Regions from separate parts of the Homo sapiens genome. Here region 2 is linked to region 1. Evidence: read pairs that join two places in POLR2A ChIA-PET (ENCODE). Cell type or tissue: OCI-LY7. All regions are shown on one strand. Links, peaks and the distances in the headings refer to the core of each region. The heading gives the core; the rest is flanking DNA.

What was found. Peaks named below come from ENCODE experiments on the same cell type or tissue, not always from the same donor. Only the 100,000 strongest peaks of a DNase experiment are listed, where the experiment ranks them.
Region 2: POLR2A ChIA-PET joins it to region 1 with 11 read pairs; 15 of 35 experiments call an interaction of 5 or more read pairs at or near these places.

The regions. Positions count from the first base shown.
Region 1 is chr13:30,377,293-30,386,762 of GRCh38, forward strand. No RefSeq gene overlaps it. Among named protein-coding and RNA genes, the nearest start is that of LINC00426, 8.1 kb to the left of the region's middle. In OCI-LY7, for the core only: CTCF peaks have their summits at 5,521 and 5,795; a DNase peak (open chromatin) is centred at 5,779; H3K4me3 peaks cover 326 bases; H3K27ac peaks cover 1,560 bases.
Region 2 is chr13:30,287,360-30,296,829 of GRCh38, forward strand. The region is part of intron 1 of KATNAL1 (katanin catalytic subunit A1 like 1); the gene reads right to left. It also overlaps the pseudogene PRDX2P1. Among named protein-coding and RNA genes, the nearest start is that of KATNAL1, 15 kb to the right of the region's middle. In OCI-LY7, for the core only: no CTCF peak of the experiment used is centred there; a DNase peak (open chromatin) is centred at 5,062; H3K4me3 peaks cover 834 bases; H3K27ac peaks cover 1,115 bases.

The sequences.
Region 1 (9,470 bases), core at 3,043-8,042:
CCTGGTAGGCTTGACTTTAGCAAGCCTTCTAGGTGATTCTGCTATGCCCTTAAGTTTAGGGACCTCTGCTGAAAGTCATCCACCTCTAATAAATCCATTTCTACTATAACTAGAGTGGATCCTGCTGTCTGCAGATTCATCCTGACTGAATCACAGTCGCTGTCCTCATGTTGTCCATAAGGAAGACAATAAATAATGACAAAGCAGCATGTCATTCTGGGGGAAGAAAAGAACAGGGTCACCTTACCCAGCCAAGAATGGTGACCTCCCAACTATTTTTATAATCTAGCCTTCGCAACAATTTTGAACATGCACCCTCAATAGTTATATTTATTTCTAAATTTTATATATACTCTATTAAACATTTAAAAATTATAAATAGAAACCTAAAAGATGAGATTTTTTTAAATGAATATAAATTAACGTTCTAATACTTTCTTCCTGAATCTCTAAGGATTGATTTGGCACTTTAGCAATCACTGCTCTAGAATGTCAGGATAACCTTTTGGCAAAAGTAACAGCAGAATCAAAGGAATTAAAAGGAGGGTGCAGGATATTTTTGTAGAACTTAGGCAAGGAAGCATCACGAGGTGACAATGACAATAATAATGATAATGACAATGATGATAATGATGATAATTTCTTATTTTTGAGCAACTAACATGATCACTTAGCCTTAAAAGCAACCATGTGAGGTAGGACTATTATTCCTACTTTTCAGATTGGGAAACTGAGGGCCAATAGTCTCCTATCTGGTAAGTGGCAGAGCAGGGTTTTGAAACCAAAATCTGGGTTTTTCCATTGCCGGTTTTGGGCTTGGACTACTGCATGGTTGGAAGAGCCATCTGCTGAGACAGAGAATTCAGAAAGAAGAGCGGGTTTGGAGAGAAGATGGTAGGTTTTGTTTTGATGTTTGAGGTGCCCCCGACGTATTCTGGTGAAGCTATCAAATACACAACTTAACATATGAAGCTGCAGAACCCAAGCCTGGCTGCAGAAAAGGGTTGGATATCTTTAACTTCTTAGCCCAAGTTGAAAATACTTATTTTGTTGTGAGCACCATGATGAAAAGGAGCAAGGGCCAGGTGCAGTGACTCATGCCTGTAATCTCAGAGCTTTGGGAGGATGAGGCAGGAGGATTGTCTGAGCCCAGGAGTTTGAGGCTGCAGTAGCTATGATTGTGCCACTACATTCTGCTACTTTGAACTTTTCTTCCAAAAAATTAGGATGAATGCAGAAATTACAAAGGACCCAGATAAATTTAGTAAGCCTGGGCAACAGAGCAAGTCCCTGTCTCAAAATAAATAAATAATTCTAAAATCTTTTAAAAAGAAAAAAGAAAGGAGCAAGTGGAGAGGGAAAGTAGAAGAGACAATGGGGGTGGGGGTGGGGTGGGACACTGGATAATGAATGGAGCGAGCTTCTCCATCAGCTACGTGGGGACAAAATTGTGAGCACTGCTGGGATTGTTAGCTTTGGCCAGGAGGAGGGACAGAAATCACACAGCCCTGGGCTTGAATGCCAGCTCCATCTCCTTCTAGCTACAAAACCATGGAAAAGATAATGAAGTAATGAACCTTGTTGCCTCTGTTTCCTCTTCTGTAAAATGAGAATAATAATATCTCTCCATCTGATAGAAATGTTATGCTGATTAAATGAGAAATGGTGTGAAGTGCATATCTGTGTTTGGCCCATAGAAATAACTCAATATTTGTTAACTATAATTAGCTAACTGTCATTATAACTGGTATTGTTCTCTGAGCTAGGAACCAAGCAGGTAAGGATTAGTGCAAATGGAGGTGACCTTATAGCAGAGGAGCATAAGAGCTCAAAAGAATCGTTAGCTGATGACTTTAACTTTTGGGCCAAGGCAGGGGCAAAGTCAAGAACTAAGAATGAGAGGAGCAAAGGCAGGGTAGGGGCTTGAGGAGAAGGCACAAATCCTTAAGAACCACACAGGGGATTAAGACAGGAAATGAGTTAGGTTTACCCAAAAGGACCTCCAAGTAGCAATAACAGCATTAATCAATATGCTGTCTACAAAGCACACTCAAAAGAGCAAAGTTAGAGAATTAACACTTCCTAATTTCAAGACTTACTATGAAGCTACAGTAATCAAGACTGTGTGGTACAGATTGACATAAAGACAGACACAAATATCAATGGAACAGAATTAAAAGTCCAGAAATATACTCATACACATAGGAGAAACTGATATGACAAAGAGATAAAAGCAATTCATCAGTGAAGGAACAGTCTTTTTCAACAAATGGTGCTGAAACTATTGAACATCCATATGCAAAAAAAAAAAAAAGAACTTTGATTCATACCTTGTACCATATACAAAAATTAACTCAAAATAGACCACAGACCTAAATGTAAAACTGAAAACTGTAACATTTTTATAGAAAACATAGGAGAAAATCTTGGTGTTATTGGGTTAGACCAGGATTTCTTAGAAACGACCCCAAAAGCACAAGCAATAAAAGAAAGATTGATAACTTGACTTCATCGAAATTAAAAACTTCTGCCCTTTGAATGACACTATCAAGAGAATGAAAACACAAGCCATAGGCTGGAGAAAATATTTGCAAAGTATGTATGTGATAAAGGTCTTGTATCCAGAATACATACTGACCTCTCAAAACTCTGTTAGACAATAAATAATCCAATGAAAACAATAAGTAAAAGCATTGAGCAGATACTTCATTAAAAAACATGCATGGATAGCAATGATGCTCAACATCATTAGGGAAATGCAAATTAGCATCGCAAGGATGTGCCACTACACATCTATTTGAATGACTAAAGTCAGAACGACCAGTTACCAAGTATTGGCAAGGATGAAGAAGAGCTGGAACTCTCATACACAGCTGGGGGTCATGCAAAATGATATAGCCATTTTGGAAAAGTTCGATTCTTAAAAAATTAAACATACACCCGGCCGGGCGTGGTGGCTCTTGCCTGTAATTCCTGCACTTTGAGAGGCTGAGGCAGGCGGATCACCTGAGGTCAGGAGTTTGAGACCAGCCTGGCCAACATGGCAAAACCCCACCTCTACCAAAAAAAAAAAAATACAAAAATTAGCCAGGTGTGGTGGTGCACACCTGTAGTACCAGCTACTCAGGAGGCTGAGGCAGGAGAATCACTTGAACCCAGGAGGCGGAGGTGGCAGTGAGCCAAGATCGAGCCACTGCACTCCAGCCTGGGTGAAAGAATGAGACTCTATCTAAAAAAAATAAGATAAAAAGTTAAACATACACCTACCACATGATCCAGCCATTTCACTTCTAGTTATTTTTTCAAAAGGAAAAAAAAACCATATGTTCATACAATGAAAGACTTGTACATGAATGCTTTTAATAACTTATTCACAATCTCACAAAACCATAAGAAGCCTTTAAGGGGTGCCTTCATAAGTATATGTGATGATGGACAGGCGAGCCCCAAAACTGGGGCTTAGCCCGGGCTTTGCCCAGGAAAGAATTCAAGGGTGAGCTGCCATGTTAGACAGCAATCTTGTACTGAACAGTACTGCTCCTTGCAGAGCAGGGCTAACTCATAGACAGTGCATCTAGAGTTGGCAAGAAATGAGCTGTTGGCAACTGTATTTCTACCCCCTTATACCAACTTTCAATTACAAGCAAATTAAGGGACAGTTAAAGCAAATTGAGAGGCGGGTTATTTAGAACTTTCTAGGAAAGGGACGGGAACTTCTAGGTCATTGTCATGGCATTTGTAAACTGTCATGACATTGGTGTGAGTGTCTTATGCTAATGAGCAATGATGACAGCTAGGGATGGCTTTTGTTGTCATTTGCTGGTTCCCGCTGGTTTCTTCACTTTTTCCTGCCTGAGACTGGGAAATAAATCCTGCTGGTCTCCTACCTCAGATGGATAAACTGGGTTTATCTATGCTGTGGAATACTACTCAGCACTGAAAAGGAATGAACTACTGATACACACAACCACCTGGATGAATCTCCAGAGAATTATGCAAGGTAAAGGAGTGCATACTGTACGGTTCCATTTACAAAAGACTCTAGAAATGGCAAATTAATCTACAGGGACCAAAAGCAGTTTCCATGGTGCACTGGGAAATAGGGGAAGGGAGAGAGGAATTACAAAAGTGCATAAGGAAACTTTTGGAGATGATGAACAGATATGTTCATTGTCATTGTGGTGATGGTTTCATGAGCATAGATATATGTCAAAATTGATCGAATTGTACCGCAGACTGGGTGGTTCACACAGCAGACACTTTGAGACGGAATCTCACTCTGTTGCCCAGGCTGGAGTGCAGTGGTGTGATCTTGGCTCACTGCAACCTCCGCCTCCCGGGTTCAAGTGATTCTCCTGCCTCAGCCTCCCAAGCAGCTGGGATTACAGGCACCTCCACCACACACAGCTAATTTTTGTATTTTTAGTAGAGACAGGATTTCACCATGTTGGCCAAGCTTTTCTCCTGACCTCAAGTGATCCACTCACCTCAGCCTCCCAAGGTGTTGCGATTACAGGTGTGAGCCACTGTGCCTAGCCTACAACAGAGGCTTATCACACCACAGTTCTGCAGGCTGAAGTCTGAGACCACGGTGTGGGGAGGGTTAGTTTCTCCTGTGACCTCTCTCCTGGAGTTATAGATGGCCCTGTGTCTTCACATGGTCTTGCCTCTGGAAATGTCTGTGTCCTAATTGCCTCTTCTTATGAGGACACAAGTCAGATTGGATTAAGGCCTGCCTTTATAATCTAATTTTAACTTAATCACCTTTTTAAAGATCCTGTCTCCAAATATATAGTAGTTACAAGCTGAGGTATTAGGGGTTCAGGCTTCAACATATGGATTTCGAAGGGAAACAATTTCGCCCATAACAAGCCGTGTTTTCTGTTTATGTCACAGCACTTACTTACCACACAGTTAATTGAGATGTAGCCGAATTTCCTTAGGATATTCTGGTTTATGTGAATTACGTGACTAATACAAGAGAGATTTTCTTTAACTAGCAATTCTATTAAACTACCAAAAGCTATAGCTGAACACCTTTAAAAACACACATATAAATAGGGCACAGTGGCTCACACCTGTAATGTCAGCACTTTGGGAGGCCGAGGTGGGCAGATCACCTGAGGTCGGGAGTTTGAGACCAGCCTGGCCAACATGGTGAAACCCTGTCTCTACTAAAAATACAAAAAAAAAAAAAATTAGCTGGGTGTGGTGGTGTACACCTATAATCCCAGCTACTTGGGAGCAGGAGAATTGCTTAAACCTGGAGGCAGAGGTTGCAATGAGCTGAGATCACATCACTGCACTCCAGCCTGGGTGACATAGTGAGATTCTGTCTCAAAATAAATAAATAAATAAATAAATAGTTTTAAAAAATAAAAACATAAAAAACACAGATAAATTAAACAGGCAGAAGGCAACATGATTTTGGGAGGGAAGTGGAGGAAAGAATGGGGCTGGAGACATAAAGAAAGGCCTGAAAGTTATTCTTTCATCATAGGCGATAGGAACGGAGAAGAGCTACATATCAAAAAGTAGCTTTCTCTTTATCCTCTGGTCTGGTTTTACCATCAGGCTACTTGGATGGACCCAAATGAGGACATTGTCCAGTCTGGTTGAGGGCCATCTGTTGGTCCCCACTGACCGAGACCTCCCACCCCCACAGGACAATCATTGCTTTGCAACTTAAACAGAAGGCAGGTTTTGGGCGGAGTGCCTTCCTTGCCACGGGACCATACCAGCAGCTGCTGTCTTTGTGAGTGCTTTCCGGTTAGTGCCAAGGGCAGGAAATTTAAGCCAGAGTCAGGCAGGCGGGGCACCAGGTGTGGTGGGAAGCAGGGCTTATCTGACAACCATCTGCATAAGGACCGATGGAGGCCTTTGCAAGCCCCAAGTTGCTACTTCAAACATTAACTTGTGTTTTTATTCAGATAGTCTACTAAAGCTCAATGTGGAATTGGTATGTGCTTTTAAATACCAGAACACTCCTACTGTGCCTGTCATGAAAGCTTCCTGTGTGGGGTGAGACCTTTGGACTTGTATGTGGAATTGGGGAATTTGGGGAAGGAGCAAGCCTCCTCACCTGGGCTGGAGCTGAGCAGTTTGTGAACTGATACTGCAGTAAGACAAACATTATCCTTTTGGCAGGACTTGAACTTACACAAGCAACCAGAGAATTATGACTTTAGGGATTCTTATTTTATTAATCTTTATTATGTTGGCCATTTATTAAATATCTACTATGTGCCAATCACTGTTCTAGGCAGTTAATATACATATGTATGATATATATGTACCATCTCAATCTTAAAGAGTAGATAGTAATATTCTTCATTTTACAATCAAGCAGATGAGGATCAGGGAAATGCCTTGCCCAGGGACACAGAAATCTTCAATAGCAAGGCTCAACTCAGACCTAGATTTGTCTGATTTCAAAGCCTATTCTCCTTTCTCCCACTTCTTGCTTTTCTGAAAGAATGCCCTAAAATATATTTTGGACCTGTACTTGGGTTTTGTTATTTGGCAAGTTATCTTTAGATGTTTATTTAGATGGTAAGTTTCTTAATAGGAAAAGACTGGGTTTTTTCTTGAGACAGAGTCTCACCCTGTCACCCAGGCTGGAATGCAGTGGTGTGATCTCGGCTCACTGCAACCTCTGCCTCCCAGGTTCAAGCGATTCTCCTGCCTCAGCCTCCAGAGTAGCTGGGACTTCAGGCGCCCGTCACCACGCCCAGCTAGTTTTTGTATTTTTAGTAGAGACAGGGTTTCACCACGTTAGCCAGGCTGGTCTCGAACTTCTGACCTCAGATGATCCACCCGCCTTGGCCTCCCAAAGTGCTGGGATTACAGGCGTGAGCCACCACGCCTGGCCAAGATTAGGTCTTTTTCTGGCTTTTTATTAACAGAATATACACATTTTTACATCAAAAGTGTTACTTGAAAGTGTGCACCTGACTTAAGACTATTATAACAGCATCAAGCTCCTGGTTTTGACATATATTGTTATATAAGATGACATCATGGGGAAAGCTGGAGAAAGGGCAAGTGAAGACTGTCTGCAACTTATTTTTGCAACTTCTTGTGCATTCTAAACTATTTATAGCTGGGCACGGTGGCTCATGCCTGTAATCCCAGCACTTTGGGAGGCCGAGGCGGGCGGATCACCTGAGGTCAGGAGTTTGAGACCAACCTGGCCAACATAGTGAAATCCTGTCTCTACTAAAAATACAAAAATTAGCTGGGGGTGGTGGCAAAATAAATAAATAAATAAACAAACAAACAAATAATAAAAGGTTTTTTGTTTGTTTGTTTTTTGAGACAGAGTCTTGCTCTGTCACTCAGGCTGGAGTGCAGTAGCATGATCTTGGTTCACTGCAACCCCTGTCTCCCAGGTTCATGCAATTCTCCTGCCTCAGCCTCCCGAGTAGCTGGGACTACAGGCGTGTGCCACCTCGCCTGGCTAATTTTTGTATTTTTAGTAGAGAAGGGGTTTCACCATGTTGGTCAAGCTGGTCTTGAACTCCTGACCTCAGGTGATCCACCCCTCCTTGGCCTCCCAAAGTGCTGGGATTACAGGCTCGAGCCACTGTGCCCAGCAGAAGTGTTTTTTTAAAGTGTATTTGATGATGATAATAAAGAGCATTGTGACGATATAGAACCAACAGAGTTAGGCAAGTTGAGTCCTGGGTTCTATGGCTGCTTTGCCAATAACTAGCTGTGTGGCTTTTACAGGTCACTTGTCCACCCGAGGCCTAGCAAAGTCAAGGTGGCATCCACATTCCATTGTAGAGTCAAGTTATGATTTCTGTAATTTCAAAAAAATGCATTTTAGACGTCCACTTTAGGATGCAAGAATGAATACACACACCTAATGTAGTTCCTCCCAAAACACACTAAATTTGCAGTATAGAAATTTTCTAAAAGACATATCCTACAAAAATAGGAGGGACAGGAGACAGTAGCAACAAAGGAATAGAAGCTAGGAAGCCTCTATAAGTGATAAATGAGGAAAACACAAATTAACAGGCCTGGAGTTGGTGGTTAATAAAGCTAAGGATAAACTTATTCACTATAGAATCTTCACAAAGCTCAGGTACCTGGTACCTAACAGCACCAGATACCTCTGGAAATGGAGGTTCAAAGAGGGTGGTGGAAACAAGGACTGGGTGGCGACCCCAGAGATACAACGAGATTCCTTCCCTGTCTCTTTGTCACCTGGAAGCTTCTTTGCCTCCACCCCTTCATAGTCTACACATCTCACTCTCTTACGAGTGCAAAACAGAAGTATTTGGACTTGGGAAGCTGAAAGTACCGTGTCAAAACCAAGAAGATTAAATGACTGTATACACAGTGGATGCTGAGTGATGAGACCCCCAGGCCCTCTTCCCCCAGCTTAGCTCCCAGAGCACTGATGGCCAGATCTTAAGCATCCAGGCAGGAGACTAAAATTCTGCTCCAGAGAATCTGACCAGCTCAAGAGAAATCATCAGAAGATACTGAAATTAGGTTTGTTCAACAAATGGTCCAGCCCGCCAGCTGACCCTGCAGTGAAGCTCACAGGCAACAAACCCTGCCTTGAGCTCCAAGCTTCCAGTTAGCTTTTTGGTTCTCAATTCTTTTTCTTGAAGATACAGACAAAACAAACAGAAGAAAAAGACAAACTGGAGTGTATGCAGGGAGAAGAAAACTTCCTCCAAAATAATTAATATCCTCAGAGAGATGACAAAAGATCCATAAAAAAGGAAAGAAAAAAACCCACACAGAGAACAGCAACAGCTAGAAGAGCTCTTGAGAATTAAAAACAGGAGCATACAGATGACAAATTAAATAGAGAGGCTGGAAAATCAAGTTGATGGGAAGTATCCCAGAAGCTAGAGGAAAAAGACAAAGAGCTATAAAATGAAAGAGAAAAGGAGAGGATGAGTCCAGGAGGGCTGACATTAAATAATAGAAGGAGTCTCAGGAAGAGAGAAAAGAGAAATCGAGGGAAACCCATCGACAAAATTCATCAAGAAGTTTGCCCAGAACAGAAGGACGTGAATTTCCAGAATGAAAAGCTCACCAAGTGCCCAAGACAGTAGATGAAAATAGAATCACACCAAGGAACATCAATGAGAAATGTCCAAAAAAAAAAATCCTACGGGTTTTCATAAAGAGAAAATAAGTCAATTAAAAGGATCAGGAAACACACTGACTTCAGACATTTAAAAGCTAATAGAGGCTGGGTGCAGTGGCTCAAGCCTTTACTCCTAACACTTTGGGAGGCCAAGGCGGAGGATCTCTTGAGCCCAGGAGTTCAAGACCAGCTTGGGTAACATAGTGAGACCCTATCTCTACAAAAAAAAAAAAAAAAAAAAAAAAAAAAAGGCTGAGTGTGGTGTTGCATGCCTGTACTTCTGGCTACTCAGGAGGCTGAGGTGGGAGGGTCACTTGAACCCAGGAGGTCAAGGCTGCAGTGGGCCATGATCACA
Region 2 (9,470 bases), core at 2,730-7,729, 90 kb before region 1:
GGGTTTATAAGCATCTGCCATTTCCCCTGCTGGCATTCATTCTCTCTCCTGCAGCCCTGTGAAGAGGTGCCTTCCGCCATGATTGTAAGTTTCCTGCGGCCTCCCCAACCATGCAGAACTGTGAGTCACTTAAACCTCTTTTCTTTATAAATTACCCAGTCTCAGGTATTTCTTCATAGCAGCATGAGAATGGACTAATACAACTACTTTTACACAGTAACAAATTTCAATGTCCAGTGGATCTATCCACAGAATACAGGACAACCACACAAAGTGTCATCTTCAAATTTAGAACATTAACACGAAACAATATGGCCTTATTATAATGAATAATATGTAATTAATAAATCCAGTAGAAACAAAGATGCTCTATAAATTATTTCCCTTTAAAGTCATTGTGAAACAAAAGCATAAATCCTACTTACAAATACAGACACAAAACTATAAAAGATAAAAATATCCTGATACAAATCAGGGGTTGCCAAACTTTTCCTGTAAAAGACCTAACAAGTAAATATTTTAGGCTTTGACAGCTAACAAACAAAATGAAGGATATTATATAACTACTTATATAATGAGACAAAAAATTCCATAATTCTTATCGATGCAATTCAAAATATTATAGAAACAATAACAGAGTACAACTTTCTGTAAGACAGGTTGACTAAGGAGAAGAATGAAACTCTTTTTAGGGACAATATTTCACTTAGTTGGGATTCAAAGTTAGTATTCCCTATCATCAAAATCAATCACAAATGTTCATACATTCTAATGTTTACCTTGAATACAATACATTTCATGTTTGAAAATGTCTACTTTTCAAAGTAGGTTAGGTGCTACTTTATACTGATAGTAGTCACAAGCATATGATTTCAATTCAGCATAATCATTGTTTGGAAGGCATCTAAAGGATTTACTCTTAGTATTTACGTGCCATTATTTGCAGATTAATCATTCCAATTAAAGGTTAAATAAGAAGTGCCTCAACTGCACAGTTAAATGGAAATTTCCTTGGCACTTACATCGAGTTCTAAAAAATGCTGCTGAAACTGTAGTTTGAACTCAGAAAACATACCTATTGCAAACTGGGTAGGAATGGAGACCTTACTTCTTTGCTTTAACTTATAACAGCATGGAAAGCTATATAAAATTACTTGATATTACTTGTGATTCAAAGAATAGTGGTTGCCATTGAAATAACTTTACTGCAGTATTAGTTTTGATATAACAACTGTTTTGTCTTGTAATTTTAGGTTGAATTCATTAAGAAATACTATTGAGTCTGCATCACAAATTGATTTCTAAAGCCATTCAGCGTTCAATATTCAGATTGACAGCAGTTTCTCACATTCAGAAAAATTTCAATCTCACTTCTAAATTCAAAAGTTTGCAATAAAGCCTTACAACTATTAAACCATCAAATTGCTGTACAGCAGGGCAAGTGAGAATATTCAGCTTCTATTTCTGACAAAAATTCCTAGAACTGACAATGGTTAAGTCCACAAGAGCAAATGTTGACACTACTGGTTCAAGATTACATGATAGATTCAAACATTCTCTGCAAAATACCTGCTAAGAAATAAAATAAGTAACTGTAGACTTCAAACTTCTTACACTTTCACAGCTTTATTTGTCCACCTGAATTCTTTTCTATTCTATACAAATTTTTACTACCATCAGTTATAACACATCTTAGCAGACTACACTTCATTCAGGTTGCATGCCATTAGTGTTTTCTCAACTTTTTGAAATATTCTTATCTTTAGCTATTCTACACACACTATTCATTAAGATTATTTAACACTTCAAACTCAGCCTTGACTTTTCAAATAAACAACTGAGCAGTATTGGTAACATCTGTCAACTCATCAAAAGCCAAGGAAAACCACTCAAAATAATTTGCCTTTTTAATTGATTATTGATGTCCTCAATTCTTTGAGCAACTCTTCTTGCCAAAAGACTAACAGTCTTAAGTTTACCTTCTCCAGACACAATTCTGCGCCTGTTGTAACCAACACAATTTAGTTACTTCACTATTGATAAATGACTTCCTTGCTTGGTTAACAAATGAGCCACTTGGAAGTTTACTCTGGGTGCAGCCTGATTTTTATTTTCTAATTTTGTAAAGAAATTCTACTGGAATAAGATATTCCTTTTTATGTTTTCTCATTTTTCTGACCATTACTTTCCTGTGAGTTGGGAATATTGTGATGAATGCAGAGTCTGGTAATATCAGTGTATATTGTATTTAACACAGCTATAGTATCACTGCATAATACAATGCCTTGTCATAACTCAATAATCCATGCTTCAGCATGCTTTAAAAGTATAACATTCCAAGTCTATTTTTTTCATCTTTTCTTGTTTTGACATGATGTGTATGCATTGATAATAAAGTAAAATGTCACAGCACAGTGATATGCATGGCACTTAAAACAGTGATTACAGTTCAGAAACAGCAGTGCAAAAGCAATGAGAATGCCACATGGTTTCTGTCACAACCCCTCAACTTTGCCATTCCAGCACAAAAGCAGCCAGAGACAATTTGTAAACAACTAAGTGTGGTTGTGTTCCAATAAAACCTTATATGTGGACAATGAAATCTGAATTTCATTTAATTTCCACATGTCACAAAATAGTATTCTTCTTTTGATTTTTCTTCAACCTTATAAAAATGCAAAAATCATTCCTGATTCATGAGCCATTCAAGAACAAGTGGCAAGCTGGATTTGGCCCCTGGACTGCAGTTTGCCGACTCTTGCTTTCAGCTTCTATCTTAAGAATCTAGCAAGGGAAGCAAATTAAAACCAAAAGAAGCAGAAGGAACAATGTAATAAAGTTGAGGGAAGAAATCAATGAAATAGAAAACAGAAAAACAAGAGAAAATTTCAATGTAGCCAAAAGCAGGTTCTTCACAAATATCAATAAAATGAATAAACCTCTAGTAGGATTGACCAGGAAAGAGAGAAAAAAAAAAATACACATTACCAAAACAAAAAATGAAGGAGGGCTATCACTACAAACCTTGGAGCTACTGAAAGACAAAAGAGAGTTTAATGAAATGGACAAATTCTATGATGGTCACACACCAAAGCTTGCCCAAGAAGAGACAGAGTAGTTAATCGGAATACTCCTTTATCAATTAATGAAATTGAATACAGAAGAGGTAGAAATATTTCCAACTCTTTTTTTTTCCTTTTTTTGCCATAGTTCTTTTGGCTATCCAACTCATATTTTAAAGCCAGTGTTAGCCTTACACCAAAATCAGACAAAGATCTTATCAGAAAATTACAATATCAATATCCCTTAAAAACATAGATACAAAAAATCTTTAAATTTTAGCTAATCAAATCCAGCAATATGTAAAATAGATAATGTATTATGACCCAGTGACGAAATAGATAATGTATTATGACCCAGTGACGTTTTCCCCAAGAATTCAAGATGGTTTATTTTAAAACCAATCAATACAATTTTAAGAGAATAAAAATGAAACATTATAAATCATCTCAATAGATACAGAAAATGTATTTGACAAAATTCAACATAATTCATAAGAATGCTTAGCAAACTAAGAATAAAAGGCAATTTACTCAACCGAGTAATGGACATCTATGAAATACCTACGGCTAGCATATGTATTGTGAAAGACTAAATGCTCTCCAAGATCAAGAACAAGACAAGGATATTTGCTCTCACCCCTTCTATTCCACATTAGAACTGAGGTTCTAACCAGTGCAATAAGGCGATACAAAAATAAAAGGCATGCAGATTGGAAAAGAAGTAAAGCTGCTTTTATTTACAGAAAACATGATTGTCAGTGGAGAAAATCCTAGGGAATCTGCAAATAGCTCCAGAACTAATAAACGAGTTGTGTAAGGTTGCAGCATAAGAGGTCAGTGTACAAAAATCAATCTTATTTCCACATACAAGAAATAACTGGAAACTAAAAAGAGTAAAATCATCCAAAAAATATTAAATATTCAGGGATAAATTTAACAAAATATGTGCAAGATCTGTAACCTGAGAACTATTAAAATCTAAGAGAATTAAAGATGACCTAAATTAATAGATATGTGTGTATGTGTTTATGAATAAAAACACTCAATATGCGTAAGATGTCAAATTATCTTGAAAGTGACCCATAGAGTCAATGGAATCCCAATCAAAATCCCAGCAGCCTTTTTAGGAAAAATTGACAAGCTGATTCTAAAACTTACATGGAAATGAAAGAACACAAAATAGACAAAAGTTCTGAAAAACAATAAAGTAGGACTTACTAACACAGATGTATTCAGGTGGGGTACTTCTAAGGGGTTGAGGGGAAAAATGCCTGTTGGGGGTGGATGTCTACTACATGATTTTAAAATTTACTATAAAGTTACAGTAATCATGGCCGGGCACGGTGACTCATGCCTGTAATCCCAGCACTTTGGGAAGCCGAGGAGAGTGGATCACCTAAGGTTGAGAGTTCAAGACCAGCCTGACCAACATGAAGAAACCTCGTCTCTACTAAAAATATAAAACTAGCCGGGTGCGGTGGGGCATGCCTGTAATCCCAGCTACTCGGGAGGCTGAGGCAGGAGAACTGCTTTGACCTGGAAGGAGGAGGTTGCAGTGAGCCGAGATCGCGCCACTGCACTCCAGCCAAGGCAACAAGAGCGAAACTCCATCTCAAAAAAAAATAAAGTTACGGTAATCAAGACAGTGTGGAACTGACATAAAGGCAGACACAAAGATCAGTGAAAGAAACTAGAGAGTCAAGAAACAGATTCATACATACAAAGCCAACTAATTTTCAACCAAAGTGCCAGAGCAATTCAATGAGGGAAGGACAATTTTTTCCAGCAAAAGGGTCCTGAAACAAAGTGGCTATCCATATGCAAAACAAAAACTGAATCTCAACCCTTACTTCACATCACATACAAAAATTAACTCAAATGGATTACTGACCTAAATGTAAGAGTTAAAACTATAAAGCTTCCAGAAGACAACCTAACCCAAGGTATTTTTTTTTTTTCCATCAGTTCCCCAAGCCCCAATTCCCATGGGGCAATTTGAAAAGGGCCATGTAACACCTGCAAAGGAAGTAGTCTGCATTACAGGAGAGGAGGCCTAAGCTTAGAGAACCTGAATCTATTAAGTTTTATGCTTCCCTACCCCTTGTTCCAAAGGGAGATACTGTATCTTCCAAGGCTGTAAGCAAACCTGACCTTTGCTCTGGAGAAAGACACTATCTCTTTCTACCCTCCAAGGCTGTTCAACTTGGTACCTCCCTTCATCCTGGGGAGCCCTTCTGCCTCCTCTATGCTGTCCTTTTTTTATGTATCACATGTCTTTCTCTTTCTTTTTTCACTCTCTTACCTTTATGGAGCACATTTTCTACAGTTGGGAGAAAAAATTTTTGCAACTGTGCATGTCTGTAAATACCTTTATTCTACCCTCATACTTCCATGAGAATTTGCCTGGCTACTGAATCTTAGTTTGGAAATAATTTTCCTTGAGAATTTTTATGGCATTTCCCTAATACATTTTAGGTTTCAATATTAGGTTAAGAAGACTGAAGTCATTTAAATTCCTAATTCGTTATATATCACTTGTTTTTCCCCTTTTCTGGAAACTTCTCTTTGACATGAGTTTTCTAAAATTTTTGATGATATGCTTTGAAATGGGTCTATCTGGGGTTCTTTCAATGTAGAAATTAATGTCTTTCCATTTTAGGAAATATTCTGAATTATTAAAATTTCTTTCCTGAATTTCATTAAAAATTTCTTTCCATTTTTTTTCTGCTGTGAAATGCCTTTTATCCAGGAATTAGACTTCCTCAGCTGGTCCTCTAATTTTCTTAGTTTTTCCCTCCTTTTTTCCACCTCTCTGTCCTTTTGCTCTACTTTCTTGGAGATGTTCTCAACTTTATATTATAATCCTTCTTTAGAACTTTTTCCTTTTTTATTGAGGTATATAACTTAAAGTGCACAAGTCTTAAGTGTGCAGCTCAATGACCTTTTACACTGTGCACATACACTGTGTACACCCCGGCAACACCCCTTCAAAATACAGAACACTTCCAACTCCCCAGAAGGATCCTTCATCCCTCCCAGTCAGTACTTTAATCACTATTCTGATACCACAGATGAATTCTGCCTGCTTTTTAAAAATCAGCTTTATTGAGGTATAATTTTCATACAATTAATTCCACTAATTTTAAGTGTACAGTTGATGAGTTTTGAAAACTTTATAAACTGCATAACCACCACTACCACCACAACAAAGGTAAAGAACATTTCCATCACCCCAGAAAACTCCCTTTTGCCACTTTGTATTTGACCTCCAACTCTCACCATGCACTCTCCTGTTCCCTTCTCCCTACACAGGCCCACCTCAGTTTACCGCGCCTCATTTTACTGCACTTCGCAGACACCATTTTTTACAATTTGAAGATTCATGGCAACTGTGCATCCAGCAAGTCTACCGGTGCCATTTTTCTAACAGCATGTGCTCACTTTGTGTCTCTATGTCACATTTTGGTAATTCTCACAATATTCCAAACTTCTCCATTTTTATTATATCTGTTAATAGTGATCAGTGATGTTACTGTTGTAATTGTATTGGGGCACCACAAACCATGCCCTATAGCAAGGTGAATATAATTGATAAATACTGTGTTCTGACTGCCCTACCAATAGGCTGTTGCCCTCTCTCTCTCTTCTCCTCGGGCCTCCTTTTCCCGGAGACACAATACTGAAATTAGGCCAATGAAGAACCCTACAATAGCCTCTAAGTGTTCAAGTGAAAGGGAATAGTTGCATGTCTCTCACTTGAAATCAAGGGCCAGAAATGACTAAGCTTAGCAAGCAAGGCATGTTGAAAGCTAAGATAGGGCAAGAGGTAGATCTCTCGTGCCAAAGAGCCAAGTTGTAAATGCAAAGAAGAAGTTCTTGAAAGAAATTAAAAGTGCTACTCCAGTGAACATATGAATGATGAGAAAGCAAAACAGCCTTATTGCTGATATGGAGAAAGTGTGAGTGGTCTGGACAGAAGATTAAACCAGCCACAATATTCCCTTAAGCCAAAGCCTAATCCAGAACAAGACCCTAATTGTCTTCAATTCTATGAAGGCTGAAAGAGGTGAGGATGCTGCAGAAGTATGAAGCAAGTAGAGACTGGTTTATGAGGTTTAAGGAAAGAAGCCTTTTCCATAACACAAAAGTGCAAGGTGAAGCAGCAAGTGCTAATGTAGAAGCTGCAGCAAGTTGTCTAGAACTAGCTAAGATCATTGATGAAGGTGGCTACACTAAACAACAGATTTTCAATGTAGACAAAATAGCCTTCTATTGGAAAAATATTTCATCTAAGACTTTCCTGGCTAGAGAGGAAAAGTGAATGCCTGGGTTCAAAGCCTTAAAGGACAGGCTGGCTCTCGTGTCAGGGGCTGATTTAGCTGACGACTTGAAGTTGAAGCCAATGCTCATTTACTAATATGAAGATCCTAGGGCCCTTAAGAGTTATGCTGAAGCTACTCTGCCTGTGCTCTGTAAATGGAATAGCAAAGTCTAGATGACAGCACATCTGTTTACAGTATGGCTTACTGAATATTTTAAGCCCAACTTTGAGAGCTATGGCTCAGAAAAAAAGATTCCTTTAAAAATATTGCCACTCACTGACAATGCACCTGGTCACCAAAGAGCTCTGATGTAGATGTACAAAGAGATAAATGCTGTTTTCATGCCTGCTTATCCATTCTGCAGGCCATGGATAAAGGAGTTATTTCAACTTTCAAATCTTATTATTTAAGAAATACATTTTTTAAGGCTATAGGTGCCATAGATAGTGATTTCCTTTGATGAAACTGGGCAAAGTAAATTGAACACTTTCTGGAACAGAGTCACCCTTCTAGATGCCAGTAAGAACATTTGTGATTCAAGGGAGGATGTCAAAACATTAACACTAACAGGAGTGTTACAGAAATTGATTCCAGTCCTCATGGATGACTCTGAGGGTTTCAAGACTTTATTGGAGGAAATCACTGCAGATGTGGTAGAAAAAGCAAGAGAACTAGCATTAGAAGTGGAGCTTGTAGATGTGACTGAATTGCTGCAATCTCATGACAAAACATAAACGGGGTAGGGCACAGTGGCTCACACCCGTAATCTCAACATTTCGGGAGGCCAAGGCAAAAGGATCACTTAAGACCAGGAGTTCAAGACCAGCCTGGGCAACACAGCAAGACCCCATCTCTACAAAAAATTAAAAAAAAAACTTGAATGGATGAGTTGTTTCTTATGCATGAGCAAAGAAAGTGGCTTCTTGAGCTGCAATCTACTCCTGGTGAAGATGCTTGTGAACACTGTTGAAATAACAATAAAGGATTTAGATTACTACATAATCCTAGTTGATAAAGCAGCAGCAGGGTTTGGAGAGGATTGACTCCAATTGTGAAAGAATTGCTACTGTGGGTAAAATGCTATCAAACAGTATAATTGCATGCTATGGAGAAATTTTTCACAAAAGGAAGAGTCAATACGTCCACCAAACTTTGTTGTTATTTTAAGAATTGCCCTGGGCCAGGCACATTGGGTCATGCCAGTAATCCCAACACTTTGGGAGGCCAAGGCAGGAGTATCACTTGAGGCTAGAAGTTCAAGACCAGCCTGGGCAACATAGCAAGATGCCAATTCTAAAAAAAAAAAAAAAAAAATTTTAATTAGTCACATGGGCACTGAGAACGCGGGTCCACGCACGTGATCGTCCGTGCATCTAGCCTTTGCCCACACAGCTTGTTCAGTCATGGCCTCAGGTAATGCGTGCATGGGAAAGCCTGCCCCTAACTTCAAGGCCACATCCATGGTGGATGGCGCCTTCAAAGAGGTGAAGCTGTCAGACTACAAAGGGAAGTACGTGGTCCTCTTTTTCTACCCTCTGGACTTCACTTTTGTGTGCCCCACGGAGATCACTGCAGTCAGCAGCCATGCCGAGGACTTCCGCAAGCTGGGCTGCGAAGTGCTGGGCATCTTGGTGGACTCTCAGTTCACCCACCTGGCTTGGATTAACATCCCCCGGAAGGAGGGAGGCTTGGGCCCCCTGAACATCCCCCTGCTTGCTAATGTGGCAATCTGAGGATTACGGTGAGCTGAAAACAGATGAGTGCATTGCCTACTGGGGCCTCTTTATCATTGATGGCAAGGGTGTCCTTTGCCAGATCACTGTTAATGATTTGCCTGTGGGACGCTCATTGGATGAGGCTCTGCAGCTGGTCCAGACCATCCAGTACACGGACGAGCACAGGGAAGTTTGTCCTGCTGGCTGGAAGCTTGGCAGTGACACAATTAAGCTCAACGTGGATGACGGCGAGGAATATTTCTCCAAACAAAATTAGGCTGGCCAATGGATAGTGAGCTTGTGCCCCTACCTAGGTGCCTGTGCTGGGTGCTCACCTGTGCCCCTACCTAGGTGCCCTGTGCTGACCCAGG